Linked DNA regions of Mus musculus: all the other regions are linked to region 1. A link is a loop called in an ENCODE intact Hi-C map of the cell type or tissue named here. Cell type or tissue: left cerebral cortex. All regions are shown on one strand. Links, peaks and the distances in the headings refer to the core of each region. The heading gives the core; the rest is flanking DNA. Region 1 holds the start of Ccnj (cyclin J). Region 2 holds the start of Aldh18a1 (aldehyde dehydrogenase 18 family, member A1). Region 3 holds the start of Zfp518a (zinc finger protein 518A). Region 4 holds the start of Tctn3 (tectonic family member 3).

Region 1 (7,776 bases), core at 1,815-6,814:
TAAAGAAAGTGTATCTTGAAGGAAGCCATCGGAGTGAAAAAGGGCAGCCCTTGGGACAGGAGGAACCGTCTAAATTCATATATCTGATAAGACGTTAGGAGCCAAATTACTTTTAAAGCTTCCTTTCTCTTATTCTAGAATGTGAAGAATTGAACCTATGGCCTTGCACGGACTAGACACCCCGTTACTTAGATACATCCCCAATCCTTCCCAAATTACAGAAAGAATTCCTACAACTTAAAAGCAATAAAACAATCTAATTTTAAAGTGGGAAAATAACTTGGACATTTTCACTAAGAAAACAGACAAACTAGCTCAGGAGATGGCTGAGAGGACAAGAGAGCTTTCTAGGAAAGCAAGAGGACCCAAATCAGATCCCAGAACCTGTATAAACGGCTGAGTACAGTTGCCCATGTCTCTAACTCCAGCATCAGGGGAAGGAAGGGCAGGCGGACTCACGGGGCTTGCTGGTCAGCCAACCCAGCCAAAGAGAGTTCAGTGAGAGCTCCTTTCCTACAGCAATGCAATGGATGGAGGAAGACACCCAGAGTATTACCTATGTACACATACCACTCACACATGACTTCAATGGAACATGGCGACATACAGAGAAAAAAAAACCATAAAGAAGCCAACACGAACAGAAAGAGATGCTCAACAGCTTTAATCATTTCAGAAAATACAAAACCAAAACCACAAGCTAACGCCTCATACCCATTTAGAATGCTATTATCAAAAGCAACCCCATCCCCAGAAAGCCCTCAAAAAGGGGGAAATAGCAAGCACTGACCAGGCCACGCAGAAACTAGAATCCCTGCCCAATCCTACTGTAAAGTAAAATGAGGTAATTGCTGGAGGCAACAGTCCGGTAGTTTTCAAAACACTTGCCCCAGGATGCCACATTTCCACTTTTAATTATATATCCCACGTATTTGAAAGCAGGGAGATAGGTAGGCATTTGCACACCCATGTCCATAACACCATTACCACAATGAGCAAAAAAAGCAAAACTAGCAACCCAAACGCGGATGAGCAGATGTGTGTGCGCGCACACACACACTGTTCGGCTTTCAAAAGGAAACTGTGACATATGCTGCAAGGGTGAACTTGGGAGATCATACACTAGTCACACAAAAGGACAATTATTATGTTAATATAATCCCACTTACACGAAGTATTTGATCAAAGTCATAGAGGCTCAAAGTGGTTCCTGGGCTAGGTACCTGAGAACTGGGAAGTTCCACAACGAACACTTAGTTTTAGTTTAGAAAGCTGAAACTCAAAAGAATTGGGATGCAGAGATCATAAAATACGCTGTCGAGAACACCAAAGATGACCTAGCTTGGCCACAGGGAGAGGGAGTTCCAGAAAAAGAGGCCTGAATATACCTTAAAAGACAAACTGGCGGTCCTATCTAGAAAATATTGGTGGGCTTTACTTTTAACTATGTTAATTTTACCAACAGTTGTAAAGCCAGCCTGGAACCCAGGGCCATCAGGGAGATTTTATTCTTACTCGCTGTTAATGCTGTGTGAGTCATGGTATTTGTGGGTAGGCACAATGCCATGCTGTACACATGGAGAGATGGTTTTTTTCCTTCCATCTTTAAGTGAACTCAGGGGTAAAGCTCGGATCACAAGTACCTCTACCTGTTGAGCTACGTCCCCAGGCTCCGCAGAAGAGTTAAACTAACATGAACAACACAGGTCACTTGTCTTCTTCAGTGGGAAAGTACAAGTGCTGATGAGAACACTGTCAGACCCTGTTGTCTTTGCGCAGGCATGGAAAAGAAACTACCCGTTTCTCAGCTACGACTTTCTTCCGCTATCTTTCTCTGTGCCTTAGAATGGAACACCCTTGTTCCAGAGGATCAGGTCAGGAATTTGGAGGACCAAAGTTCAGGGAAGCCAAACGTACCACCTAAAGTCTCCTCTCTAGCCAGTTTGGAAATAAAGGCCTACAGGAAGCTACCAAGTGTAACTACAACTAACTCCTCGGACCGATATTTTCTTATGTTTCGCACAGAACTATGATTGTTCCCATTTGTCTCTGAAGCTCCTCAATACTTTCCCGAGAGTTACAGGACTGGAACATGGGGCAGACTGATAAGAAGATAGGCGCTTAAAGTCTTTTTGAGTGGGAAACCATATTTACAAAAGTAGCCCAGTTGGCATTCATTATTCTTCACTTCTTCCCAGTCAACACAATGTTGGTCACATCAATTATCTCTTTAAAATCTGGTGGGTTTAAACTTAGACCATCGTTCACAGCCGATGAAGGGTAACTGCCCTGGGGAGATGCCTTCAACTTATAAAACAGATTGTTGGCGGCAAGGACCACGCTGGTCACACTAGTTACTGCTCTAACACCTCCAATATGCTAAGTACTAAGCAGGCTGCACAAGCAAAGGATCAAACCACCGATTAATAGCTGACTTTAGCATCTTTAATGAGAAAAGTTTATTTAACTTCCTTGACTCCAGTGCACTACAAATAGTGATCTCTCCAGCTGTAAAGTTCAAGTCCTACACATTAATGTAAATCCTCTATGTTACTATTGCCAGACATCAGGACCGTCGTCTACAGAGAGCTTAAAGACAACATAAAGGCAACCCCAAGTAGTTTGCAACAGGTGGCCTGAGACAGGCTTCAGAAGTAATCCCCAACATCCACCTGACTACAGGGCTGCCTTATTCCCTAACTCCTTCAGAGACTACATAAGCATGCCAACAAACTCTAACTTAAGAAAGAAAGAAAATTCTACGTCTAAGATCACCTGTAAAACTAATTCAGTCAATTCTTTATGATTAAAACTACCTACATATGAAGTATTAGAACTAAAAGTCACAGGGATCATCATGAAAAAAAAATCTTTAAACTGTCAGCCCCACCCCCACACTCAAAGTACCATTACCATTTAAACCAAGTAACTAGTTTTGCTACACACTAGAAAGATAAAAAGACTGACACTTAGAAAAATCCAAATATACCTCCCCAAAATTCAAAGTGAATTGGGACTTTTCCCTCTAACATTCCAAAGAACCTTTCCGTAGTTGGAACATTTATGTAGAGCAATCTCATAGGGGTCTGGGATGTACTCAGAGTAAGAGACTGAATGCCAGGACTATTAAAGAACTTTTGGAAATTTCAAGCTGGGGGTGCAATTTTAACAACTTAAGCCAAGATTCCATGTCCTAATCTGCTTAATTTGGTCATATACACCAGATATAAACCTATTATCATTGAAAAATCCCTAAGGCTCAAGCTACAGGATCTTATTAAAGAGTCAGCTGTTTCGATCCTTTCCCAGTTTTCATCCAAGGTGAAACTGAGTTAAGTTGATCATTCTGGGTCTTCCCTCTGGCTGTCAGAGAAGCAGGGCTATCGCATATATCTGACTTATAACATCCATCCTATAATCATTAGTTAGAATACCCAGGCTTTGGTCCAAAAGGAGTAGGTTCCCCCCCCCCCATGACTATTAAGAACATTGTGTCTATTTTCTACACTTGACATTACCAAGGAATAGCTCCCTCCACCTTAAGGCTTTTTGTATAGCCTGGATTTGAAGGACCAAGGAACAGTAAGTTATCACATAGCTCTTACACTGTTCTAAGTTCCTGCACAGTACATACTTAACAGATTTCACAATCACCCCATAAGGACGTTCTGTCGTTGTTATTTCTCCTTTTACAGACGAGGAAACTGAGAAAGAGAAAATTAAGTTGTCCGAAGTCTCAGAGCAGGTTTGGGGAAAGGTTGGAGAACTGAGTTATGTACAGGGCTTACACCAGCTTCATGCAACAGCATGTACGAAACAAGGAGGGCTGTTCACTCACACACAGACACAGACAGACAGACAGACAGACACACACACACACACACACACCCATGGTCGACCTGGCAACATCGGAACACCATCCACCTTCCTTCTCCCAACTACCACGCCCCAGTCTTCTCCACATTTACAGGTTCTTCGGATGCAGCCCAGGGAAGGAAGAAGTTAATTAACTTTGACAAATGAGCAAACTCGCCTTCTCTGGCCTGGAAGGTAGAGAGTAAAGAACCTGACTGGCCTTTCCAGGAAGCACAAGAGCCGGGATGGGGAAAGTCGGGTCTCGGGAGTTACCTTGTACCGAAGCGCCTGGTGAATATCCGCAGCCAGCTGTCCTCGCCACCACTGCCCCTCCAGCTCCATGGAAGCCGGAGGTGCGCCCGGCCAGACGCCGCAACTTCAGTCTGGAAGACACGCCCCAGACGCGGTCACGGCCAGCAACTCCCCCCCCCCCCAGTCCCCCCGCGATCCTCCGCGCCCCCTCCTCCAGGGATGCGATCTCAGGTCACCCCGTGCGGCTGCTCCTCTTCACCTGACCCGACCCCGAGCCATCTTCCAACGCCAGCAAGGCCTGATCTACCCAGTCGTCTGCAATCGCCCGCTGCAAGAACTGCAGAAAGGTGCGAGCTCTGAAAGCTCCGGGCGGGACGGCCCACCTCGGGCTCTCCGAGTTCTGGGTTCGACCTCAGCCGCCTGCACTTAGGCGCGGGAGCCCTGACATTGTCAGAACGTCGCCGGAATGGAGAGTGACCAGCGCGCGACACCAGGTCCGCGCCGACAGCCCCGCACGCTCCACCACCCTGGGGGTCTGCGGTGCGCCCGCCGCAGCGCGGACCCGGAGCGGCAAACAAAAGGCCGGGCGGGCGGCCGTGCTCCGCGCCTCGCTTCCCCTCGCCTCGCTGCGCTCCCGCAGGCCTGCCCGGCCCACGCGGTTTCTTACCCGGAACCGCGGCCCTCAGAGCCCCAGCCCGGCCGGCGTGCACGGGGCGCCGGCAGCGTTCATGCCGCGGACCGTCGGCCGCGAAGCCCCCGCCTCAGCTAGGGCCCAGCACCCGGGCGCTCGCGCCGCCCATTGTTAAAGGACCGGCAGGCGGCTCGCCGTACAAAGCCAGCGCCGGGGCACGGGCCGCCCCGCGCTGCCAATCGGCTCTCGCGATACAGCGGGGTCGCGCCTCGCCGTCCAATCGGCGGCCGGGCCGAGCCAGGTGCTACTCCGTCTCCCGGGCCCCTGCCCGGTGCCGGGCGGTCTCGCTCTGCAGCCTCCGCGGTCTGTCGGCGCCCGAGGGCCGCTCACCTGCAGAGAATCTTTGATGGGTCCCGGGTGCTGGCAAAGAAAGATGCGATGTCTCAGCCCCGGGATTAAAACTTGGCAGCGCGGATCTGGCCCGCTGTCTCACTTCCGAGGGGCTGCTCTCCGGGATCCTCCCCCTACCCTAAGCCTTCCGAATGGGCTTTAGCTCTTACCAGTCCCTAAGGCGCTTTGGTTGTCGAGTTCTGCTCCAGTCTCCCCTCTAAACCCAGTACTCCTTTTAGCTCTTCTAACTCAGCTCTTCTTGTTGCTTTCACTTCGGCGATTCGCGCGAGTTGCGACTGGAATTGACATCTTTAGCAACCTGGCTTGTCAGATCCATAATGGATGTAATTGACCATCTGTGGTGGTCAAGGAAGAGACCCTAAACGGTGGGAACACTCCAGCGTCAATTGAGGCGATTGGCTGGGGCTGGAAATGTAACAGAAACCCCATCAGTTGTATTTGAGAGTGTCTGGAGGACCACCCCAAAAGAAGTAGATGGGTTCCCTCAATTTTCCAGAGACTGTAAAGCGACTTCCTTCAATATTTAAACATAAATCATGAGACCTCACCCCTTACTTTGAATATTTTGTTTAGAAAGAGGAAGAGTGACAAAGGGCTAGTACAGAAAAGGATGAGTGCACACTTCGGGAGCATGGCTTATCACCCTGGTATTTGCATCCATCCCGGAAGGGCTGCTGCAGACCCCTGTGTGACAGTGTTATACAATGCCTGGGGAGAGCAGGGGTTCAGGAAATGATGGGAAGAAACTGGAAGCATGCACGTGAAAATTGGCAGAACCCAGCCTAGCCCGGTGCATTTCGGGAAGAGACTACTAGTAGAGGGAAAGGACGTTATCTGGCTAAAATTTCCATGTCATTTATGGTATTTAAGTAGTACTCAGTTTCCAATTCACGACTACTAAGCAGCTTTTGGCTTCCAAATGATTTAGGGTCCAGGCCTTTCTTAAGAACCTTTTCAGAAAAGTGGGTCACAGACTATAATTGCCTATGCGATCCTGTAATAAGCAGGTTGTCCTACAGTCTACTTTGAACACGTTGTTTGCCGGGAGAGACCGGTTCAGAAATCATGTATTATTCTAGACTTAGATGGCTCTTTATAAGATGCCAGTATTCATCCTTGTTCATGCCTGTGTATGTCTCTGGTGGTCTCTCTAGAGTCTACATTCCTAAAAGGAATTTCGGTCTTACTATTTTTTTCATCCCTTTAGAGTGAGCTGGGCAGAAGGCACTTCAACTCTGTGTTCCCACAGTTTACATTCTACTGGGAAGAGAAAAGTCATAATAAATGAAAGATAAATCCATACCACACGGTAACAAGTGCTGTAAGGCAAACAAAGTGAAAGGCTAGATAGGTGGATAGGCCGACGTTTTATGATAGGGAAGCCATGCAAAGGCCTGAGGGGAAGCGACTGGCTATCTAGATGGTGGATGGGCATGCCAGCAGAGGGGACAGTAAACACGACAGGGTTCCATTTTGGAAGGAAAGTAGAGGGCAGTTTTCCACTTCAGTAAAGATAATCCAAACTTCAAAAGACACTAGCAAAGGTTTCAGAGCGAACCGGGCAAGGCACCCGCACAACAGAGAATGGAACCTCGAGTTGGGTTGCAAGAGATGAGGGTGGGAGCTGATTCTCTGGAAGGCTTTTGGGACTGCGGGCACTTCCGGCAGTCGGAAGCCACCACGCTCTGGCAGCCAAGACACTAACATCGGAGCACGCAGGGGAGAGAATTCTTCATGAAGCTCTCTGTACTCAATGCACGTGTTCATCAGACGCTGTGCGCTGAGAACTGGGGGAGGGGGATGAGCAGTACAGGGCTTGCCCAACGTACCCGAGTCCCTGGCTTCAAGCTACTGTACCACAAAAACCAAAACACTGTAAACCAAATACACAGAATGTATTTAAAAGTTAAAAAAGAAAAGAAAGCCATTGCTTTTTGTCAAAAAGAAAACACTTTAAAATAAATGCAAGCAAAAGGCAAAAAAAAAAAAAAAAAAAAAAAAAAAAAACCCAAACCAAACCAAAACAAAAAAACCATAAAACCAATATAAAACTATGCATACTAACTGGCAGACTCCTTTCTCCACTTCTTCCAGAGGTGGCCTTTTCCCAGAGGCACCACTACTGCTGTGTCTTTTGTTGTATCTTCTCAGAAGTATGCAGGTCTTTATAGCAGCACACACATACAGCCCACTTGCCTCGTTTTATGTAAAATGGTAGCTTATTCCGAGGTCTACTGTACACCTCGTTTTTGCCATACATCCTAGTCTAGGGATCGTTCTGCAATGGGACATCCGGGGCTCTTCTCAGGCTCTATCAAATTCCTTTGGATACGGAACACTCACTAGGAGCCAGAAGCCCCGGACCCTGTTCTTGATTTGTTTCCTTGGTACAACTTTACACTGTGGCACTGTTTACGTCACCGCAAACACATTCACACCCAGTGTCTTTGCCTACAACACCATCGTCTCCCACTTAGTTTGGATAAGCCCATTAACTGCTCTTATTGCCACGACACCTGCCATCCTTCTTTAAAATATTTGACACTTGGCACTTGGAGCAGTTGAGAAAGGGTAGATTGCACCTGTAATGAACTTGATCAGGAAGAGCCTAGATCCTATTTCTAAGC
Region 2 (7,776 bases), core at 1,617-6,616, 240 kb after region 1:
TCTTGCGAGGCTATGCAGGCGCCTAGCAAAAACAGAAATGGATGCTCACAGTCAGCTATTGGATGGATCACAGGGCCCCCAATGGAGGAGCTAGAGAAAGTACCCAAGGAGCTAAAGGGGTCTGCAACCGTATAGGTGGAACAACAATATGAACCAACCAGTACCCCGGAGCTCTTGACTCAAGCTGCATATGTATCAGAAGATGGCCTAGTTGGCCATCACAGGGAAGAGAGGACACTTGGTCTTGCAAACTTAGATCAAAGTAAGCCTGGTGCTAGGTGCCCCAGTACAGGGGAACGCCAGGGCCAAGAAGTGGGAGTGGGTGGGTAGGGGAGCAGGGCAGAGGGAGGGTATAGGGGACTTTTGGGACTTTTAGCATTTGAAATGTAAATGAAAATATCTAATAAAAAATTTTTAAAAAAAAGGAACAAGCTGTACAAAGAGCTATGTGCAGTTTGGATAAAGTGAAACTGGAGTCACTGCCAGCCTGCTGCAGGTCGGAGAAATGTGTACAAAGCTCTCGAATGCATCTAGTGGGTGTGTAAATGGATAGAAGCATCAATACGGTATGGTAGCTATTGGCTCATGTGTCTCACAGGCCTTAAATGTTTGGAAGATAGATGTGTTTTGTGTCTTTAATCCCAGCACTCAGGAAGTTGAAGCAGGAGACTGGCAACTGGGCTGCACAGTAATTTCACAGCTATTCTCAGCAACAGAGACAGAATCCATTTAAGCTGGTTATGGTGGTACATGCCTATGATCCCAGAATTCAGGATGGGGAGGCAGGAGAGTCATGAGTGCAAAGTAAGCCTGGTGCTAGGTGAGATCTTGTTCTCCCCCTTAAAAGAGAGAGAGAGAGAGAGAAAAGGAAAGAGTAAAAGACCCTGCCTCTAAACTCTAACCCAATAATTCAAGTTATCAGGCAAAATTATGTTCAACAGCATTGAACCAGTTAAATTATGGTACATGTATAGTTTGAAAACTTGTACAACCATTAAATATTATGTACACTTGCCTTTGTTGCAATAGAATTTATGTCCTATTTAAAGTTGTGTGTGTGTGTGTGTGTGTGTGTGTGTGTGTGTGTGTGTGTGTGTGTGTCAATGCATGTATGCACACATGAATGCAGGTACCAGCAGAGATTAGAAGAGGGTGTTTGATCCCCAAGAGCTGGGTGGTTGTGAGCATATAACACAGGTTCTGGGAACTGGATGTGGGTCCTCTTGTAAAGCAGCAAGTGCTCTCATGCACTGAGCCATCTCTCCAGCCCCCTCATGACCTGTTTTTAAGTGAGAAAAACAAACTACAAAATGATCACAGAGATTCTATGCTCCTACTTTTATAAAATAAAAATGTTCATATATGTATGAATGGAAAACAAAAATTAAAAGACTACATGTCAAAATGTAGGGTTTTTTAAAAGTAATATCTGGTTTTGTAATCAGAGAATACCATATTTTGAAGAAACTTGATATTCCCTAAAAACAACCTCAGTTTATTCTGCACAGGAATATTGTGTTCCATGAGTAACCTCCCTTTTCTTTTTTGTTTTTTTGTTTTGTTTTGTTTTTTGTTTTTTGTTTTTTCGAGACAGGGTTTCTCTGTGTAGCCCTGGCTGTCCTGGCACTCACTTTGTAGACCAGGCTGGCCTCGAACTCAGAAATCCGCCTGCCTCTGCCTCCCAGGTGCTGGGATTAAAGGCGTGCGCCACCACGCCCGGCTTACTAACCTCCCTTTTCTATTGATGGGTTTGTTTGTTTGTTTGTTTGTTCAACATCCCAGACCTGCCTAAAATCATGCCTATCATTTTGTGGGGTTGGGGGAGGTGGAACTGAGAAGCAGGGACTTTAAGACTCATAATAAATAAGCAATTAGAAAAAGAAAACCCGTGTTTTAAATGGGTATGGTCATATGTGCCTATAATCCAAGAAGCAGAGAGGCAAGAGGATCTCCTATTTATCATCGTCATTACTTATGTCTACATTTCCTGGTGGCTCTAGTATGCTCCTTGGCTTATGAAACTATAAAGTACACAGTGTGGCTGTAGTGTTCACTGCTCACTGCTGACTCCTCACTATGCTTACCCCTTCTCTGAGCCTACCCATTACTCACTGTGCTAAGGCCTGGGCAGAGCCTCTGTTCACATATCACATAGGCCTTCTGCCCCTACCTCAGCTGACTGGTTCAAGCATGGAGTCCTAGAATCACACAGGAGTCCTGGAAACTCTTCTTTCCCAGGAGTTTGGAAGTGAGACCAAGCCTGTCCATCAGGAGTGACACTAACGATGAGACTACTGTAGAGCTGGGAAGACCATTTTCCATCATGTCTTTAAGTCCAAAACTTCTAATGTCATACAGTTGAAAGATTTGTTAATCCAATACTTACATCTGAGAATGGCGGAAGAAAAATTAAGGTTGCACAACTAAACCACTACCCTTCTATAAGAGCAGAAAACTTTATACAGTGAAAATACTGCAGTGTATAACATGCAATGGCCTGGAATCTGAGTTGGGCCATCACTCATGGTGCCGTGTGACATGATGCCATTTACAGTATTCAGCATACATATGTGTCGGAACTAAAGTAGCTGAAGTCTCATGATGTTCGACATGCAGCGAGCACTGCCAGAAGCAACTCAGTTGTTCAATTTCAAAATAATGTGTGATCGTTTGTTGTGTTAAGAAACCTTCCACTATTTATGATTGCCAAAAATCTTCACAACACTCAGCACTATGGGAAGACTATTTCCAGAAAAGTGGGAGGGGGCAGAATGGGAGATGTGTAACGAAGAGACTCAGGAGAAGAGGATGGCATTGGTTCCTAATGTTCCAGGTTCTTGTTCTTGTCTCTTGGGAGAACCGAATTTCCCTATTGCCCTTGAAGACTCAATCACACACACACACCATACACACACACCACACCACACACACACATGCCAGCCCCACCCCACCCCAGTAAATCGCTTTGTTGGGTTGCATATCTGCTCTTTACATTTTACAACTTGAAGCTATTTTAAAGTCGGTGTGGTGGCCGATGCTCCTAATCCCAGCCTGAGTTCAAGACCAGCATGAGCTTCAGAATCAATCAGACCTTTTCTCACCTCTCACCTCCTGAAAGAAAAGAAAGACATTAAGCCTGGCACCTGAAGATACATTTCTGTGTGGCAGTGGCGGCAGCATATATCTGAATCGAAGCATTTTGGAAGCATCGTCAACTTGGTCTGCACACAAGTTCCAGGGCCAGCCAAGTCTGATGACCCTAGTTCAATTCCAAGAATCCACATGGTACAGGCAAAGAATCAGCTTTCATAAATTCGGGCTTACACGAGTGCTATGGCACGCCCCACTCCTCCCCAGTCACTCAGCCAATCAGTCAAGAACAGCAGGTTCCAAGGAAGCTAGGGCTACAGAGTGAAAGACCATATTCTAAATGTCCTACTTCCTGCATGACTTCCTGGTGGTGTTGAACCTTATTCCCATTTTCTAGAAGAAGTTAAAATCCACCCCCCACCCCCAGTCAACAAAAAGAACATTTGTTGAGTATGTGAGAAAGACACTCTAGCTAAATTCTTGCTTTTCATAGAAAGACAAGCAGGTTATGTGCCTAGAATCAGATTTTCCCTTCTCCTCACTCATCTAACGCACTCCTTTCTCTCCACTGGCAAAGTAGAATATTAGTGGCAGAGCAAATAAGTAAACTATCACTGAAAGAATAAAAAAACAGTAGAAAGTTAAGGAGTTTCGTGCTCGATTCTTTGAGACACTGTTAGATAGTGTGTCGTTGCAGAGCCCAGGCTGACCTGGAACTCACTATGTATGAAGCCCAGGCTGGCTAGGGTCTAATCCCCTGACCTCTGCCTATGAAATGCTGGAGTTGAAGGAATGACCTTCAAGGAACACCAGTTTAACACGAATGTTAACAACTCATTTTCTTTTATTTATTTATTTTTTCAGCACCGATGATCAATTCCAATTCACTTTTTGAGAAATCTGGTTTTTTTTAACTAAAGACATAATAATTATTCACTCCTCAAATACTTACAAAGTATCTCATATTCTAGGAATATGCTTTCTTGCTGTCCAGAGGTTTGCTCCCTAGGAGGGAAGACAGACAAGCAATTACAATAAGGTGATCTGTGGGTGAACTGAAGAATCAGAATCGCCTTCTAACTTAGCTCCAGTCCCTTAGTCTAGTTACACCCCTGACACACACCCACACGCACCCCCCCCCCCCCACTTTTTTTAGAAGCCCGGGTACCAGATCTAATCAGCGCCTGCTGTTTTGTTTCTCTTTAATGCCCCACCTCCCCACCCTCAACGTGCTCAAAATTTAACGCGTCCTGGCGCCAACACCCTTCCCAAAGCACAGATTTTCTCAGCTTCTTCCTAGATCTCATATGCCGACGCACATTTCATTTCAAAGAACTCCTCTTCCTGGTACTCAACCCTTAGCAAAAAGTGCTGTGAGCGCGCCTTCCTTTTTGCTCCCACGCCCCCTGTCGGCGCCTTTCGTCTGCTTTATTTCTTACAGGGCGCTTTGCAATAGGCTAACCCACTTCCCAGTTTCTACACCTCTGTGCTGATTTCCGACACAAAAACCTGATCATATCATTCCAGGGCTTTAGAAGTTTGGATTCACTGACTTGGTGACCCATAAGATTCAAAATCTTTGTATGGTGAGCTCCCAGCCAGATGTTCTCTTCTGCAAACCTATCATCCATGAGCGTGGATCTCTCCTAAGCTGAAACCTCCTTTTAGCCCTTCCCCCCACTCCCCCCCGCTCCCCGCCCCCTGCCCTTCCCCCCATACTCCTGCATCATGGACTGAGAAGTAGTGGTAAGTTCCCTTTAGTGAATTAGAAAATGAATGAATAGGCTCAGTAGCATTGTCAGGACTACAAAAGCATAAAGAACCAATTTTCAGCCACAGTTGACCTTCTCTAGACAATGGCCTCCCTGCAACGAACGGTGCTATGGGACGAGAACGTTGCCAGCCCGGAAGGAGATGATCTGTGTCCGTTATGCATTCAACTTTGGGATAATCAGTGGTTATTAATAATCAGAGATTAAACACACCGTCTTAAAATGCAGTATTCTTACCACCACCTTTGCTGAAAACACTTGGGCTGTTATTTTCGGGTAACTAGGTGCCAACTTGTTTTACCATGGTGCCAATTTTTTTCAATAGCCAGTCTTTGTTTTTGTTTTTGTTTTGAGGGAGACGGTCTTTGTTGATTCAATCTATTTCTAATGTGAGTCTGACATATAGACGATCAACTGTCAAACACGCTTTATGAAATCCATCAGCAACTAGAAGCCAGTCTTCCTTACCTTTCTGGGAAGCTGTCTGGGGAGGTTCCTTTCTGGGTGCTCGAAGCCCCGCCCCTATACTCTGCGGGCGCGGAGCCTGGGGATGGGAGGGGGCCGCCACGTGGAGCGTGGGCGCGATTCTCAGAAGCGCCTGCGCCGTTGCCGTGGCGTAGCGTGGGTCAGACCCGTCTCCCAACGTCAGCGGCGCTACGGGGCTTCAGTCTAACGCGGCTGACGCAACTCCGGAGAGCTGGACGTAGACGGAAGAAAAGGCGGAGGAGAGGGCGGTCGCCGCGAAGAGTGGTCCAGGGCTGGGGTCGGCGGCCAGCAGGTAGGTGGCTGGGCAGCACCGGGCAAGGGGTACACTCACTGAAAGGGGGAGATGCGGGGTGCAGCCGCGGGTCCGGAGGGGCGTGGACACGGGAGCCGGCGGCGGCGCGGGGCAGCCAGGTGCTCTGAGATGCTCATGCACAGCTCCCGGTGCAGGGTTTAGGAGGCCCAGGGATCTCTGGCCATCTTTTGGGTATGCTACCAGCGGAGGCTGGAGGACCCTGCAGCCTCTTCCTACCAAGTCCACAACCGGCTTCCAGGGCTCCTGTGCTGCGAGTAGTCATACACCTGGTGTGAAACCATCCACGGACGCACTCCCAGGGCCTGAGTCTGCAATTCTCTGTGGCTCGCGACCTGACATATGGAACCTGTACATAGGAGATTCTCCCTGCAGCCAGGGTTATTCCCGGAGACCCCGTGTGTGATAATTATCTCCTGGCACAGAAAGGGTGCGCTCAGATTCTTCACCCCGCACGCCATACCCCAGCCTTATTCCCCCACCCTCCGAAGCAACAACATTTATCTTTGAGTTTCTGTCTTTCTATTAAGTAGTGAACCATGAACTCAGCATGTGTTTTTCTGGGTAGTTTGTTGAGACTGAAGTTCACTTCTCTAAGTGAGATAAGAGCTCTCCGTGTGTTTGTGTCTAGTCACTTGAAAGCTGTTCTGAGTTAAAATATAAGAACTTCTCTCTCGATCACAGAGTCTCCACGTATATACCCTTTGGGCTTTTGCATCACCTGTCTGGTTTTTGCTGTCACAACAAACTGACTGGTTGAACAGTCGTTTGCAATATAAGATCTTGCCTCCCTGGGCCAGAGACAAATGGTAGACCTCATACCTCCAAGGATCTCAGACGTTCAGAGCTTTCTGTGCTTAGACAAGAGAGGGGTAAACAGTCTAGAACTATGCATGTGACCCGATCAGAATCTTTTCTGAGACAGGGTCTTATGTAGCCCAGGCTGGCCTAGAACTGGCTGTGTGCTGAGAACGACCTCGGGCTTCTGATCCTTTTTGCCTCTACTTCCCCCGAATGCTGGGATTACAGGCGTTTGCCACTAAGCACGGCTGTCCATCAGTGGCTCTTTTGACCTTTTGGTGTCAGTGAAGGAAGTAAGTGGAAAGGTTAAGAAATGTCAGTGCCTTATAAAAGACAGAAGAGGGGGGTGGACAATAGCCTTATCTGTGCACCCAGGCGCTTTCCAGCCTTGCCTTGTGTCACTCCCACGGTGATCTCAGGCCATATAAACCGTTATTATCCCTCATTTACAGATGAGGAGATTGAGTTGGCAATCTCCATGGCAAGGACAGCCAACACTTAGATCTATCCAATCTAAAGTTGTGTGGATTCCCACCCTGTGTAGCATACCCCAAAGGGGAGCTTAGAGCCCGTCTGGGGAGAGCAACAGTAACACATGAGCCAGCTACCTGGAGGATTATGTCCAATGTGAAGATGAGAGTGTCTGGGGAGGTGGTACAAAGCGGGCACAACTGGAATTATGTCACTACTGACTTTTTATAGGTATTTTGCAGAATGTGTGTAAGTAATAGTTTTGCAGCCATTTTTGAAGGGATTTATGTAAGTGTTGAACATAAGACATGGGCCCACAAAATACTTCAGTGTTATGCAGAAACGGAAGCCAGCAAAGCGGTCGGTCACTCACCAGGTTCGGTTATCCGCCTGTTGCCGTATGTTCTGTTACAGAGCATCCTGCCCATTTCTCCTCTCTCCATGTCTGTGATTTTGTGCAGAATAATTGCAGAATGGTATAGTCCGTTCCTTGCTCTTTCTTTGCTATAGAGCTAAATGCTAATGTGTTTTTGAGGCCCACTGAAAAAGCAACTTGGGGACCAGTTCCCAGTAAGGTACTTGCTGGGAAAGCATGGAGACCTGAGTTCAGATCTCTAGCACCCGTGTCAAATCTGGTTTGGGAGTTTGCCTCTGTAACCTCAGGGTTGGAGGAAGGGAACCAGCAGGTACAAGCTCACTGGCCAACCTGTCCAACAGAAACTGCAAGCTGCAGCTTCAGTGAGACACTTGATCCCCCACAATACAGTGGACGGAGATAGAGCAAGACACTTGAACTGACCTCTGACCTCTGACCTCCACATTTGCAGGTACTCCTGAGCACTAACA
Region 3 (7,776 bases), core at 1,175-6,174, 62 kb before region 1:
GCCACTCTTTTTGTCCACATCAAGACATTCAGATACTTCTCCAGGACACTTCTCCAGTCTTAATTCTTTTTTTGTTGTTGTTGTTTTTTTGTTTTTTCAAGACAAGGTTTCTCTGTATAGCCCTGGCTGTCCTGGAGCTCACTTTGTAGACCAGGTTGGCCTCGAACTCAGAAATCCGCCTGCCTCTGCCTCCCGAGTGCTGGGACTAAAGGCGTGCGCCACCACGCCCGGCTACCAGTCTTAATTCTCTAGAGATTCTCCAGTTCCTTTTCTAACTTCAAGTAGATAAGCATTAATCATAATGTAAATCAAATATATTGTTTTTCTTTAGGTGCACTGACTAGCACTTGCCAAATTAAGGCACAGACTCTAGCCATTTATAGAGCTTTGAAACCTGTTTCTACCATATTTGTCTTTATTGATCATTATCCAGAAGCCCTTAATGCTATCTCTAGATTTAGCATGACATATTAAAATCATCTTTGAGCTCTGATAAAACATTCAACAAATATGAAACCCAAAATTAGTTTTTTACTTACATTAAAATAAAAACTTCCGGAGAAATTCCTTTTATTTTGGCCAATAAATAAAACTCTAAAGTAACTTTGAAAATTAAGAGATAGGTAACCATTCAGTCTATTTAATCCAATATTAAGACGCGAACTTACTACGTAATAAATCTATCTACTCAAGTGCTCCAATCCCTACCTTTCTCCCAGGAACAAAGGCACACAACTTAATGCCTGGACAATGCCACCCACAATCAGGTACAGTGATCAAGAGATGGTATCTGGAAATGAAAATGAAGATTTAAGAATTTTGACAGCAAAAACAAAATGCTTTTATCCTGGTCATTTACAGTTCATATTTAAGTAAGGAATATTAGTTTTTAAGTTCCTCTGTACTTGGGGCATAAGCATACAATTGATACCCAGTGATATAACTCATGTAATACAAAAGTCACATCTCCAAGAATCTAATACAATAGCATCATTTAATACAATAAAAGGAAAACTCGTTTTGCCCTATCCAAATTGCAAAAGCAGAATTAGTATTGCACCTGATTCTGAACCACTTATCTGCCCACTACAAAAGCCTACTGACAACAGTAATGCTCAAGGCTGGTATCAACATCCCATGAGAACTGCCTATGATGTGAAGCCTATAGAATTAATAGACTATACATGAGGGCAGACAACAGATAAACATTTCAAATTTTCTAAGAACCCTTTTCTCTAATTGACAAAACCCTTTTAAATAGAGCACCTGAAGAAATGCAAGATTAAAATCTTGAACTTAAAGGAAAACCAGAAAAGTAGTTAGACTGGTCAGATTAAGTGTTCTCTACAGGGCACACACAATGCTTCAATGAGAGTAAGCCCCAACACTTGCAATAAAAGTACATTAAAAGGGCATTGTAAGGTTTTGTGGGTTTTTTCACTCAAACTATATTTAGATAGAAAGTTTCTCATTTAAAATATTTCAAAATACAGCAGCTTTTGGAACCACACTATACTACTTCCAGAAAAAATATCATAAAATGTGAAGGTGGTTATGATAAAACCCTCCAGTATTTAAGTTTATTTGCTATGAGCTCACAAAGACACAGTCGCTGGAGTTGCTATCCTTTTATCTGTTCAGACATCTGACATATAATGTTTGAATTGGTAATCATAATTTGGAAAAAAAAACAGAAAAGAGTAAGGTCTACTATGCTTACCTACGCCATAGAAAGCCAACACCCCTCAAGTGCTAGTACGAATTGCCCCTTTTGACTTTCTAAAGAAAAATACAGCTTTGTTGAAGGATAATTAACAGATCTGCAGCTATAACTTTAAAAATGTTAGGGAATTTCAGCAAGTCTCTCTATTCATTCTGACCATACAAACTTTAGAGCACACTCAAATCAGACCTGTTTTGCTGGGAAAAAAAGCAATTCAATTATTATTAGTAAAATGTGCCTTAAGAAAACCAGACTTTCAAATTAACCACGCTGTGAGTTGTTTTTACATTACATCCCTGAGATAATCACAGACAGTTCAACATTCTCATGAATTCCTCAAAAACTGACCCCTTTCCCCATTTTCAAGACTTTTGAAAAAAATAATTTACAAAAACTAAAATAACCCAAATTTAAACCTGAAGCGAAAACTGACCCTTAACTTTTGTTTTCTAAACTTTGAAGTTGCATCTGTTCCATTGGTCTAGATAAGAGTTAAATCACATCATCTATGCATTCAGACCCAATACTTTTGAGTTACCAAAGCCATCTAACTCAAGATACTACCCACTTAACAAAGAGGACACCATGTTAAGAACAGATTCAAGATGGACCCTACAAGTGGGGAAAAAAAAAAAAAAAGCCCGTGACAAAGAAATCCATATGCCACTGGGTGTGGTGGTGGTGGGGGCAGTCTACAAGAGGACCACTTTCTTGCCCAACTCTGAGGGCGCGCAGTGCGTGCGCCAAGAGAGCGGGGAGTCTCTGCAAGGAAGAACCCCCAATAGCCATAGACTGGGCCCATAGTAGGGATGCCGTCGAGGCGGGCCCGCGAACCTACAGCTCGAGGGGTGCGGACTGAGGGCTGCCCAGCCCGTCTCCACCGGGCGCGGAACCCGACGAGCGATGGCTTCGCGCGCCAAACGCCCCCGCATCGCCCCCAAAACGCCGCGCCCGATCCGCCCCTTTCCCCGGAGTTCCGCTGCCCCTCGGGCGCGCGGATGTACACTGTCGCCGCGCCGTGCGCGCGCGCCCAAGTCCTAGGCTCTGAGACCGTGGGGGAGTTCTTAGGGACAAACTTACAACCAGCCCAAGCCGAGACGACAATGACCAGCCCTAAGAGCTAGCAAGAGCCCCGGGTTAGAAACCAAGGACTTCTCTAGAAAACTTTGCGGCAAGTTGGCCGGAAGCGCTGAATGGACGGGACTATTTAACATGAGCTTCCTAGCGCAAGAGGCGGATCCCCCCCAAGACCATTTGGGGGGAACCCTAGCACCCCACGATTTCGCCCTTGGCCCCTTGCCGTCTCTCTGTGCGTCCCGACATCCTAACTGGTCTTGGCGGCTCCGCACACAGGGAATACCTGCCGTGGTCCCCATTGCCTGCGAGTCCCAGATGGCGGCCATTACCCCTCCATCCGGGTACTGCCGGAAAGCCGAGCGCCGCGCTGCCGGCAGCGCACGCTGCGGCGGAGGGATCCGCGCTGCACCTGAGGCGAGCGGAAGGGAACGGCGGCCGGAAGGGCCCCCGCCTCAGCCTCCCGAGAGTAGGCCATGGCGCTGAGTCCACGGCTGACCTCGTCATACGGCGCCTCCCTGCGTCCCGCCTCACCGCCCCCCGTCTACTCACCAGCCGCGGGGATCCTACTGCGGGGGGAAGAACGGGGAAAATGGCTACCGTCCTTTCCCAAGTAGACACCAGAAGCAGGAACTGGTGTGCTTGGCAAGCCTTGGTTGACAGGAAATGGCCTCAACCCAGAGGTTTTAGGCAGCCCCCATCTTAGCAAATGGCGTGTTCCCTGTACTTACTCGGATCACGCGAGTTGTGGTATCCCTTTGACGTCCCAGTGGTTGGACGAAGCTGCTACCCAAAGCTCTGGCCCACAAGGGAGCCAACCCTGAGCTCCAGAGCAGCCCCACGCACAGGCTACCTGTGAGGGACACTCTTCTCTCCCGCCGCGACACGACCTCCTCCCACGGCACGGAGGACTCGTCTGAGCGAAGGAAGTCCTCTCAGCGAAGGAAAACCCTCGCACGCCCCTCACAGACTCAAAAATGGAATCCTTGCCCCCAAGAAAAGAATCCTTCCCCACCCCACACAAGAGTCGTACAAAGTCCAAATGTGGCTCCTCTCTTTCAGAACGTTTCAGAAGCCTACTAATCTCACTTGGTAAATAATTACCTCCCTTAAAAGAAAAAAAGGACAAAAAACACACGTGGAAGCACTGTGGAAACTGCCGCCGTCAAAAACTCGAGGCGGAGGGATATAGCAAAATATAAAAGATCGAATCTGAGAATTTTGGCTTCAACTGTGGGCCGTAGTTTTTTTTTTTGGGGGGGGGGATGCGTGGGGGCAAGGGGTAACCCAAATAACTCCTGACACGCACAAATTTTTCTTAAAACCAATTTTAAAACTGTTAAGAATTTTCCACTTTCTTAGGATATGCTTTTGAACGCATTGACCTGTGCCACACGGACTTTACCCTTTAAATTAAAAAAAAGAAAAAGAAAAAGAAAAAGAAAAAGAAAGGAATAAAACACACACGGAGAACCCTTAGTTTTGGGTGGTTTGTACAACAGTCCTCCTAGAAGCGGCAAGCTGAAATTCACACAAGAAGTACAAACATAACTATAAAAGTGAAGGTGAAATCTATTAATATCAAAAGGGCATATTTATAATCTATAATGATGTTTGCAAAATAGATTTTCTTTGGGGGGGGGCAGGGTAACAGGCCCTGAGACAGTGTAACAGAGCCCTGGCTGTCCTGGAACTCAATTTGTAGACCAGGCTGGCCTCCAGCTTACAAAGCTCTGCCTGCCTCTGTTTCCTGAGTGCTGGTAGATTTTCTCCTTAACACAATATTTTCATTGTTCCAGAAAAGAGGACACACATTGCTGAGGAGAGAAGTGGAGAAAAGCCTGTTTGTTTTTTAATAGGAAAAAAAAAAGTTGTTTTGGACTGTGAGTAGTTAGTTTTGTTATAGCTTTTATAATTTACATGACAAAAATGATGCATCATCATGTTCTGTAGTATTCTCATAAAACTTTATTTTTGCATCTATGTTCACCTTGAAAACCTGTGTTTAATTCTAGAAGACTCAAAGTTTTCATTGCATGCTAAATAAGCTAGAATGTTGGTGAACTCTCTCTCTTTTCCTTGTCCAGTTTTTTCATTTTTATCAAACTCTTACTCTTTGCTCTTTTAAAGTTCTGAACACTGAAGTTAATAACAAAAGGAGTGAAACAGAAAGGAAGAGGAGATAGACTCTAAAACTGCAAATGAACAAACGCTGGGTAATAGCTCAAAAAATAAAAAGATTTTAGAACGTTCCAAACTTAAAGATAGTTCATGGGAATAGGATAACCATATTAATGCTTTCAGAGATAGGCTGCTCTGAAGATGAACCTGCAATTTACTCGCAGTGGACAATAACCTCTTATCTTCTCATACTAAACCTGGTGGTGACAGTCGCAAAGTTTCCTTCTTGCTTACAAATCCTTTGTTTAAATGTATTATTAATTCATGGTCATTGTATCATAAAGGGGGTTAATATAAAATAATGAAAATAAATGGATATAATGCATTTCGCTTTAGGCATTCTGTCCTCATGGTCATTGTATCATAAAGTGGGTTAATGTAAAATAATAACAAAATAAATAGATATAATGCATTTTACTTTAAGCATTCTGTCCTCTGAATCATATGACATCATATCATAATGTGGCAGCTCTCTTATATATAAGTTCACAGAAAAGTAAGTATAGCTTGGTATACCGTAAGTACTTCAATTATAATGAAAAACCAGATGTTTGCTTATTTTTTGTTTGTTTTCAAGACAGGGTCTCTCTAAATAACCCTGGCTGTCCTTGAACTCTCTCTGTAGATCAGGCTGGCCTCAAACTGATCCACCTGGTGCTACCTCCTGTGTAGAGGGATTAAAGATATGTGCCACCACTGCCCCGCAAGATTTTTAAATTAAAGAGCAAGAGTCTCCTATGATTTTTATCTCTTTTGTTGATCTTTCAACTCAACTCCATGCACCCTGCCCCCAAAATATAATCCAATGCATCTGAATGTGGACAAATTAGACATAAAGAATGTGGATGATCTAACATAAAATGGCCATACACCTTGATCAAGGCTATTATGGGCTGGTCACTAATGGCAAGCTATAAAATGGTAGCTGAGCTTCAAGTGATATTTTCCCCAATGTTTTCCTTTCCTTTTTTTCTTTTCTTCCTCTCTTTAGTAGCCAAATCCATTCACTTCACCCTTTATCATCATGGCTCAGGGATGAGAAGACGTTCCATTCTTAGCAAAGAGCTCTCAATGTTATCTTCAAAACTCATTATTTTGCATCTTTTCAGGAGAAATTCCCTTGAACATCTATTTATGAGTCACAGAGGTGAACATGTCTATTATATTAAAACAGACAAAAACAGCTGGGATTGAGATTAAAAATAAATTTCAGGAAACCTCAGCAAGGTGGAGAAGAGATATTGCTATTGCCATATAAATTATAAGAGTGGCCCAATTCTTTAAAAAATATACGTGCTAGAATCTGCAAAGATCTTTGTGCTACACGATGCTGTTTCTGCTCCTGTCATACAAGGTTAAATCAATGGAAGGTAAAGGGATCACACAACTCTGTTCTGTGGACGTTCTGGTTTGTTCCTGTTTCCTCGAGCTCACTCTACGCAACAGTTGACGCTTAAGTGAAACGTGTTTGCTCACTAGAGTGATAAAGGAAAACCACTGAAATTTTCATTAAGTAATAAGTAATGTTTGGTCTGCTTTACTTGTGGCTTAGAGAAAGGAGACAACTCATTCATAGAAAGAAATACTGGCAGAAGCAAGAACTGTTATCATGAGCTTATGACTAATCAAATAGGAGATTTTCTTTACAGTGCAGTGTGGATAGAGGGATCAGAAAGAGTAATCGTCAGTGGTTTTGTGAGGTCTGGTCTCTCGACTCTGATTTTCTTCATTTCTCTCCTTTTAACTGAGACTAAAATGACTGCGTTTTCAACCTGATCTAAGAAAAGAGCAAAACTTCCAAAGATTTAACAAGCAAAAGAGAAAGATACCAAACCAAGCATATCCTTTCTGAAAAGCTAGGAAGATCCCTGAAGCTGGCTGGCTAGCCAATGTAGCAGAATCTTTGATTTCATGTTCAGTAAGAGACTCTGTGTCAAAACTCAACGTGAGAACAATGGAGGAAAGGCATTTAACATCAACCTCATGCCTACACACACACACACACAACACACACACATGCAGTGTCTCTCTCTCTCTCTCTCTCTCTCTCTCTCTCTCTCTCTCTCTCTCTCTCTCTCTCTCCACCCCCCCCCTCTCTCTCTCTCACACACACACACACACACACACACACACACACACACTGTGGGGGAGGGAGAGAGAGATTTTGTAAAAGAGATGGAAGTACAGATGCTACTCATTCAAGCAAACAAACAAACAAGCAAACATGAATAAGGGACAATTTGGAAGTTTGAAGACTGAAGATATTTCATAGTAAGAATTTCCAATAAATTAGTGCAAATAGATATAGATAGAGTTAGGTTTTAAAAGTGTGCTACTTGAAATATATTGCATTTTTACAGATGAGATGATAATTTATTAGAGAATTATTTCACAAGTAAGAGGAAGACATAGGAAAGAATATGGATGAAAGATGAAATGGTTGTCTTTCTTGTTAATAATTGGTATTCTTGGCACTAAAGAATGAAGCAGAAAGATATTAAAAATTTTTTATTTTAACATTTAACATAGAGAGAAAGAGAAACTGAATGACTTATTGTCAGGTAAGTTTGTATTTCCTTGACTTCCAAGCAGGAAGGGAAAGCAAGACTGTAGCAGAAAAGGAAATAATGGAATTTGGAAAGATAGCTCAGCAGTTAGGAGCACTGGTTGCTTTTCTAGAGGGTCTGGGTTAAATTCCCAGCAACCACATGGAGGCTCCCAACTATCTGTAACTTCAGTTCTAGAGAATCAGATGCTCTCTTAGACATGCACACAGGTAGAACACCCAGACACATAAA
Region 4 (7,776 bases), core at 1,171-6,170, 220 kb after region 1:
AAGCAACAGAAGAAGTGATGCATGCTGGGTAATTGCACATCCTGTCATAATTATTCCATTGGCGGTCACAGCCCAAGTCAAGCGAAGAACCGTACGTCCCTGCGGCAGAGCATTTCACACCTGTTTCCTTCAACTTACTTTTGGCTCTGCAGCCAGATTAATAGCTAAAACCTGGCCAGCAATCATTCTGTCATCCTCTCTGGCTACAGCATCTCTCTCATTAACACACTTGACAAAGGCAAAGCCCCTGTGCACAGAACAACCCAGATTTTTGCCTTTGAAAAGATTGCCTCTAAATCAGACTTCTTGACCATCAGAGTGTGGAAATTCCCAATGAATACAAGAGATTTTATAGCTCAAGGATCTGTCGCGTTGGTAAGGTTTCTCGTGAAGCCAAAACTGTAGCTGGAGATCAAAAATGTTTTCCACAAGAGGAAGGGGACGAGATTGCTCTCCTCCTGAGAGGCTCTATGATGGCAAAGCTACAGCAGGTGGGGGACTCACAGATCTCTGTGCTAATCCTCCAGGCAAGAATGAAGACCACCATCCAAAGGAAAACCAAAGAAGCAAGCTTTATTTACTGTGCATAGAAGTGACTCTCTAAAGCAGGGTTTGAGATACAGTCCTGGTTGGCTTCTCATGCCTCCTTTTATAGGGAAAAGATGTAACATAAGGATTTCGCACGCCAATCCTACAGAAGCAGAGAGCAGATTGGAGTATTTGACAGATCCTCTTGACAGAACAGCTCAAGGTTGCTTGTTATCTTATCACGGTAAGGTAGGTGCACGCCAAACTTGAATTCTGCAGCAAATAGAAACAACTTATTCAGACCTTCTAACAAAATGGCTTTATATCCTAAGATGGAATCAGGCTGATCCATCATCTGCTTTCTGTGTCTTCACGAAATTCTCTTATTGTGTTTTTCAAGTCCAAGGTGTGCCCATGTCTGCACATGAGTCTGAACGCCCAGCAGGCTTTCTGTGATGTTTGGTTTTACAATACAGTGAGGGAGTGATTGAGAAGAGTTCATCCCCAATGTGACAGTTGAACAAAAATTTGTCTAACTTCTTCCTACTTTCTGCTTGCTGGAACCTGTAACATAAAAATCTTCAGTTCTTCGGGGATCTAATAATAAAATCTGAAAGAGAATTTGAGGGGGGAAAAATGTGTTCCCATGTGCCAGGCAGATGCCAGTTTTAAGGTGGAGCCACGGCTTCCGGTGCATTCATATGACATCATCTTAGAAGCAGAGATTTCCGAACTGGATCATATGATTCCAGCAGCTGCCTGTGTTTCAGAAGAAAAGCATTCGGCATGTGGTTGAAAACATAGCAGACTGGATCAAGATGCAAGACTGGGAACACATCCTAACGCTCTTCTTTCCTCTTCTTCAGAGCTCCACAAATTACAGAAAAGTCAGATGGAGATATAAACTCGTGCCCCACTTCCAGTGCTGGGACAGATTATAGAACCTGTAGCATGGAGGGCAGGCAAGCATTCTGGCCCTGAGCTGACCCCAGCCCTTAAGTGTTGAAGCTTGAAGGAAAAATAACTTACACGTTGCTGAACTGTGTCTCCTTACCGGGCAACCCTGAGGTTATTTCAACCAGTCCAAGGTTACCAACAATCATCCGGGAATAATTCCAGAGTGGAAATTCAAACTCTAAACTTTGAGATCTAAAAGATTTTATGATCAGATATAAAACAAAGCTTATAAAGATAAGCACAAGCTGAAATAAGGTGATCTCCCAAGAACTAAATTAAAGGAGTTCAACAAACCAGTCTTCAGTGTATATTTTTGAATGTTCACACATGAACAAAGCTAGCATGACTTAAACAAGGGTATATATCAAATAAAGACAGATAAAACTGCTTACCAGGAGGGGGTAGGGGAAACTAGGAAAGGGGAAAACATTTGAAATGTAAATAAAGAAAATATCTAATAAAAAAGAAAGAAAGAAAACTGCTTACCTTACACAAACTATATTCTAGTAAATACATATAATTTGAGTAATATAATTTGCTCTAGGGCAATCTCACCCCCTCTTCTGTCCCTCACAGGCACCCCCACACATGAGACACACATAATTAACCACCCAATCACATACAAATGTTTGAGAGTATTTAGAGCATAGAGATATATTTAAGCTAAAAATTAAAAGGCATTATAAAAATTAAGATCGTGGGCTGGAGAGATGGCTCAGCGGTTAAGAGCACTGACTGTTCTTCCAGGGGTCCTGAGTTCAATTTCCAGATCTGTAATGGGATCTGATGCCCTCTTCTGGTGTGTCTGAGGAGAGAGAGACAGTGTACTCACATATATAAAATAAACGAATCTTAAAAAAAAAAAAATTAAGATCCTCTTGGAAAATACGGGCAATTTCAAGTGCCCCAAATCTTATCTGCCCAAAAAATTCATTGGAAAAGAGAGCCATCAGCCCAGGAGATTCATTGGAAAGAGAGACATCCAAAATCAGTTTTAAGGAGTGGACTGGAGTGGATTAGGTAACTCCTGGTAGATGTTATTTTATTCCCCCAAATAATTAAAATAACCCAAATGTTGGAATTGTGAGCACAGGGAGATAGCTGGCTGGATTTTGATCATACACAATCCAACTGCACATTGCAATGGCTATTAGTTACCTGAGGTTATTTAACCTTGAGTCACAATTTTAAAATTAAATATTTAACAGCTCAGGCATTGCATGCCTATCATGTGTGCCATAGCCATGCCTGCCTGTGTCTCAGATTAGTGCAAATACAGAATGTTTGTGCTATTAGGCATGCAGAAGGGCCACGCCACTCCTGAGAAGAGCAAGCACATACTAGAGAGTGTTTCAGAACTTAATGATAAAACCGTAAAAGAGCAATCAGCTAGCTTGCTTCTTGGTTCCTTGGCTATTTCCATCTCTGTATCTTTACTTTCTCCTCAGAAAATGTTTCTAAATTGTAACTTTCTCTAAGTCCTCATACTCTTCTCCATCCTGTTTTCTTGTCCTGAACCTCTTCCCTTACTACCCTTTCCAGCAACAAATATACAGATCACATTTATTGATATAATGCACTAACTAACACTTTTTAAAAAATAAAATAAAATTTAACTTGATAGAGTGTTTGGCAGGAGTGCATGAAGGTGGCCTATATGACTAAAATTCCAGACCCAGGAGGTTCAGAAATTCAGCCATCTTTGACCACATCTTGAGTTTGAGGGTCAGCCTGGGCTACATGAAACTGTGACTAGGCGACAGGGAGCGGGGAATAAAGAAACTCGTGGAGTTGAAATAAGCATTGTTTTATTATGCTTTTTAAAAAATACCATAGTAATTAAAGTGGAGACATTTTTAAATTTTATTTTAGATTTTATGCAGAGGAGTGTTTTGCCTGCTTGAGTCTTTGCACCTGCGGGTGTCAGATGGCGCCCACTGAGGCCAGAAGATGGCACAGGCAATGGATCTCCTGGAACTGGAGCAGCGGATGGTTGTGAGACACCTTGTGGGTTCTGGGAAGCGAACCCCAGTTCTTTGAAAAAAACAAAAACAAAAACAAATATTCTTAGAAGCTGAGCCATCTCTCATGCCATCATTGGGACTTTGTTCATTTGTCTTTGTTTTAGGGATCAGAGTCTCACTCAGTAGCCAGTTTGGCCTAAACTTTGTGATCAGGTACTCAGTTTCCCGGCACACGTAAGGGATGTGACTTTCTATGTTTTTCTCCTTGAGTTCATGGTGTTTCCAGAGAAAGGGCCTCTTACCTTGGTAAGATCTCAGTTTGTGCCTCTTGGTCTTCCTCTCAGTGATGACTTCATCCAATTCTTCCAGGTCCGTAAAGCGCGCCAACCCTCTGCCAGCTGCCATCTAGCGGCGGGATCAGGCAAAGACGCCTTCGCCCCCGAGGCTCCCAGCGGTTGCCAGGTAACGGGAACCACGCGCCGCTAAGGAGGAGAGCAGCATGAAGGACGCTCAGGGTCGTAACAACACGGCCTTCCATTGGCTGAAGAGCACCCGGCTCCCGCCTGAGCCAATGCGCAGACGGAAGCTGATGACGAAGTACGCGACTCTTCTTCCCAGGGCTCCTGGGACGTATCTGGAGACCCAGGCTCCTGTCGCACCGCTCTGCGGCCAGGCTGCCTTATGTGCACCCTGCAGCTGCACCTGCTGCTGCTGGTGGTCCTGATGCTTTCTGAGACCGCCCGACCGCAGCCCTCCTCCACAGCCCGGGCTTTCCCCACCTCCTGGGGCCTGGAGCCAGTGACGCCCGAAGTGCCAACCTCAGCTCCTCCGGATTCGTCTGAGAGTCCGACTCCCTGGACTCTATCGATGCCCGTGAACGCGACCACCGACCCCTTTCCAGGTGATGCGGCGGGATACGGGATGGAAATACTGACTTCTCAGATCTAAAATTGTGTAGACAAAATTGCCCTGCCACGTAGCTGGCACTGGGGCTGTCCGCGCGGGAAAACTTTGGGGGAGCTTCATCTCGCTTTTCTTCTTGTACTTACAGCTTTACCGATCTGTGTCTGTGACTTGACTCCGGGTACCTGCGATTTAAACTGCTGCTGTGACAAGGACTGCGATCTTCTCCATCCCAGAACAGTCTTTTCCTTCTGTCTTCCTGGTAGTGTAAGGTGAGCTGCGGTGCTCCTCCGGTGGAGGAGTAAGAGTGAGTTTCCTACCCGCTGTCTCCCGGTCGGATGTCCCCTTGGGCTTTCCTGGGAATGCTGAGCCATCCAGTAAAACAAAACCTGAGTGTTGCACCTCTGCCCAGAGACCCCTCTTATTGGCATCAGACATTGGTGGGGTAAGGCCCCCTTCCCTAGATGTACTCCATGTCTCTCTCTTAAGTATCTTCACCTTTCCTCACAGATCTTCAAGTTGGGTATGTGTGGACAACTCTCTTATGTTCAGGAGCAACTCCCCGTTCCCTTCCAGAGTTTTCACGGACTCCAGTGGAACGACACAGTTTTGTGTCCGTGTGAACAACTGTGAGTAGAAACGAGTTTGACAGCTCTTATCATTGAATGTTTATTGAGATGTGACTTTGTCTTTGGGATTCCCAGCTCTCTTATTTCTTTTAGATTCCCTGTCGCTCACCCCTCTTACCACTACCCTCTTACTTTTAGTTAATAAGAACATTAGTAATTTCATGAGACTCTACCACCTTTAAACTACTGCTCAGCACCTTTAGCCTGGCAATCTGCATTGATTTCTTTCTTTGTGTCCTTCTTTCTCTTTCTTTGTCCGAAAACTTTTCTCTCATGATTTTATTCTGCCCTTTTGTTTTGGACGAATTCATGTCCTTTGTCCTCAAGCTGTGCCTTAAATTTTTCCTAACTTTTATCTGCTTTCCCCCTTGACTCAAGTGGCCCTCTTTTCTCCATTCATTGCGAACATCTTAGCTCTTCTAAGAATCTTCTGTCATCTGCCCAAGTGAGCCCATCCTCAGAAGTTAGTTCTAAGACACTCGTTGTCCTAAGTCATTCCTTAAGAATTTGTAGAGTTCCTTGTATGATTGTCAGTTTATGTGAATATTATGATTTCCTCCAGATAAGCTGTCAGTGCCTTAAAAGGACAAACTGTGGGGCTAGAGAGATGGCTCAGCACTTAAGAGCACTCTCTGTTCTTCCAGAGGACCCAGGTTCAATTCCCAGCACCCACATGGCAGCTCACAACTGGCTGTAACTCCAGCTCCAGGGGATCTGTCATGCTCACACAGACATATTTAAGCAAAACACCAATACACATAAAATAAAAATAAATATATCATTTTTTAGAAAAGAGCAAACTGTATATTTATTCACAGTGGATAAAATGTCTTGATAATAATCACTGGCGGTGAAGGGTGTGCTATTCCTAAGAGGGCCTCTATAGCACTGTGGAGGGGGAAAACTGCAGACCAGCAAGTTGGGGGTTGGGGATCTGCTCCTAGTTTTGCTACCTTACTCTGAGGTCCTTGCAACTACCCTTGCCTCAGAGGATCCAAATTTCCTAAGGGGATGGATGAGATGGTCTGTAGGTTTTTCACGTCCACAGTTATATCAGAGTGTAACTACCTCTAAATTGTTGGCTGATGGTACAGTTGGTGGACACCAACAAGAATATTTATATACTTATATATGAAGTCACATATGAATAATATACTTGTGTATATGAATATAGCCTTAGCTTGTATGTCTGTATTCTGTTCTTATCACTACTTCAACCAATACACCTATACTGAAATGAGGGGGGCAAGTGGTCATCTGTGGGGCTAGAGAGATGGCTTGACCCCTGAGAGCACTGGCTGTTCTTCCAGAGGACCCAGGCTCAATTCCCAGCACCCACATGGCAGCTCACAACTGGCTGTGGCTCTCTCTTCCTGAGAAAAGCTATGAAAAGAGTCCATAGCTGTTGACTCTCTGAGCTCATCTTCCTTCTCCAGTTCACTTTAACTTTTGCATACAAAGGTGGCAGTAACTGATTTGATAGGCGGTAAAGAGCCTTTCTGGGCAGTTTCTGGAGGACGCTACAGAGCCGGAAGCCTCGGCTCCTGGAGATGCAGAGCAGGAAAGGTGGGGTGCACACCAGGCGGCAGCACACCCATCCATGCCCGAGCAGTACTTCGTTCTGTAAAAATTACACCTATTTCCTGGGGTTGGGATGTGGGTGGCATACACATGCATGTGACATGAATACATACTATAGCATGCTTGTGGAGATGGAAGGACAGCTTGTGAGAGTTAGCCCTCCTCTCCTTCCAGTATATAGGTCCCAGGGATAAGTTCGGGTTGTTGTCAGTCTTGGTGGCAATTGCCTTGACCAGCCGAACCATCTTAAGAGTTCTTTCTTAAACTCCGCTGTTCATTTGCGTGTGATAATGTGTGTTTGTTGTGCTTCGAAGATGTCAGGTACTTAAAAAAGAAATGCTTTTCATCTAACTCTCTGTTCTCTTAAAAAAAAAAATTAGCAAAAGCAAACTATTTCCAGAAGCTCCAAACAGTCAATGCAACCAACTTCCAGGCCCTGGCTGCAGAGTTCGGAGGCCAGTCCTTCCCTTCAATGCCACCAGAAACCCAGCCGCCAGTACTATTCTATAGGGTGAGCCTGGGGGAGGGGCTGGGATAGTCTGGCTTTCCTGACAGAGTACAGTTGGCCCTGTAACTCTGTAGTACCCTCCTAGGATGAGGTCAACCGTGCTCATCAGAACTACCTAGTTAACCTTTGTTTCTGCTTCCTTTCCCTGGGCTGTTGAGTCCAACCTCACAGCGAATGAATTCTGTTTTATTCAGGCTGGGGATCCCATCCTGACCTACTACCCGAGCTGGTCTGTGGTGAGCTTACTGAGGCAGCCTGCAGCGGTGGGAGCTGGGGGACTTTGTGCCGAGAGCAACCCTGCAGGTGGGTCCGGGGCAGGAGTGCACCGGCCTTTGGCTTTTTTTTGGAAATAGGCTTTCTCACTTACCAGTGCTGTCTTCCCTCTTTGTGTTATAAGGTTTCCTAGAGAGTAAAAGCACAACGTGTCCTCGTTTCTTCAGGGACCTGGCCAGTAGCTGCACCTCGGAGCCAGCCCTGGATGCTGCCTCTTACTATAACTTCAGAGTCTTGAAGGTAGGTCGTTCCTCTCTTCCCCACTCTCCGGACTCTCCTCACTCAAATCACTCAGCCTCACGGTGAAGTTCATGTGCCACCCACGGTTGTGTGCTGTAGAACAATCCCTGTGCTGGAGCTTAGATAAAACCTCTCACCATCCTGACTGATGGGTTTTCTTGAGAGTGAAGGAGCGATGGACGGTCCCCTGTTT

Evidence for each region. A loop is a pair of places that touch in the nucleus more often than their neighbours do. Peaks named below come from ENCODE experiments on the same cell type or tissue, not always from the same donor. Only the 100,000 strongest peaks of a DNase experiment are listed, where the experiment ranks them.
Region 2: it touches region 1 in a loop (2.6-fold over the local background); 5 of 42 quality-filtered maps call a loop at or near these places.
Region 3: a loop joins it to region 1, with 4 times the contacts of the local background. A loop is called at or near these places in 10 of 42 quality-filtered maps.
Region 4: a loop joins it to region 1, with 2.7 times the contacts of the local background. A loop is called at or near these places in 6 of 42 quality-filtered maps.

What each region holds. Positions count from the first base shown.
Region 1 is chr19:40,828,441-40,836,216 of GRCm38, reverse strand. Cc2d2b (coiled-coil and C2 domain containing 2B) reads right to left here. Exons shown (of 35, transcript NM_001376940.1): 35 at 6,439-7,776. It overlaps Ccnj (cyclin J), which reads right to left and starts at 4,938. Exons shown (of 6, transcript NM_172839.4): 1 at 4,775-4,938; 2 at 4,129-4,238. The coding sequence starts at 4,197. In left cerebral cortex, for the core only: a CTCF peak has its summit at 4,923; DNase peaks (open chromatin) are centred at 4,024, 4,469 and 4,981; H3K4me3 peaks cover 2,236 bases; H3K27ac peaks cover 1,295 bases.
Region 2 is chr19:40,586,174-40,593,949 of GRCm38, reverse strand. Aldh18a1 (aldehyde dehydrogenase 18 family, member A1) reads left to right here and starts at 5,487. Exons shown (of 19, transcript NM_019698.2): 1 at 5,487-5,640; 2 at 7,758-7,776. Gm27042 (a long non-coding RNA gene) reads right to left here and starts at 5,418. Exons shown (of 4, transcript XR_386705.4): 1 at 5,331-5,418; 2 at 4,043-4,095; 3 at 2,993-3,111; 4 at 1-22. In left cerebral cortex, for the core only: a CTCF peak has its summit at 4,488; DNase peaks (open chromatin) are centred at 4,493, 4,998 and 5,471; H3K4me3 peaks cover 2,211 bases; H3K27ac peaks cover 441 bases.
Region 3 is chr19:40,890,098-40,897,873 of GRCm38, reverse strand. Zfp518a (zinc finger protein 518A) reads right to left here and starts at 3,169. Exons shown (of 5, transcript NM_028319.1): 1 at 3,084-3,169; 2 at 709-790. It overlaps Mir8092 (microRNA 8092), which reads right to left and starts at 3,171; the gene lies at 3,085-3,171. In left cerebral cortex, for the core only: no CTCF peak of the experiment used is centred there; DNase peaks (open chromatin) are centred at 2,960 and 3,162; H3K4me3 peaks cover 1,631 bases; H3K27ac peaks cover 1,102 bases.
Region 4 is chr19:40,608,499-40,616,274 of GRCm38, reverse strand. Tctn3 (tectonic family member 3) reads left to right here and starts at 4,044. Exons shown (of 14, transcript NM_026260.3): 1 at 4,044-4,350; 2 at 4,501-4,624; 3 at 4,863-4,981; 4 at 6,943-7,073; 5 at 7,265-7,373; 6 at 7,468-7,583. The coding sequence starts at 4,131. It also overlaps a transcript of Entpd1 not described here and the pseudogene Gm16027. In left cerebral cortex, for the core only: CTCF peaks have their summits at 2,281 (motif pointing left) and 3,857 (motif pointing left); DNase peaks (open chromatin) are centred at 1,253 and 3,931; H3K4me3 peaks cover 1,154 bases; H3K27ac peaks cover 441 bases.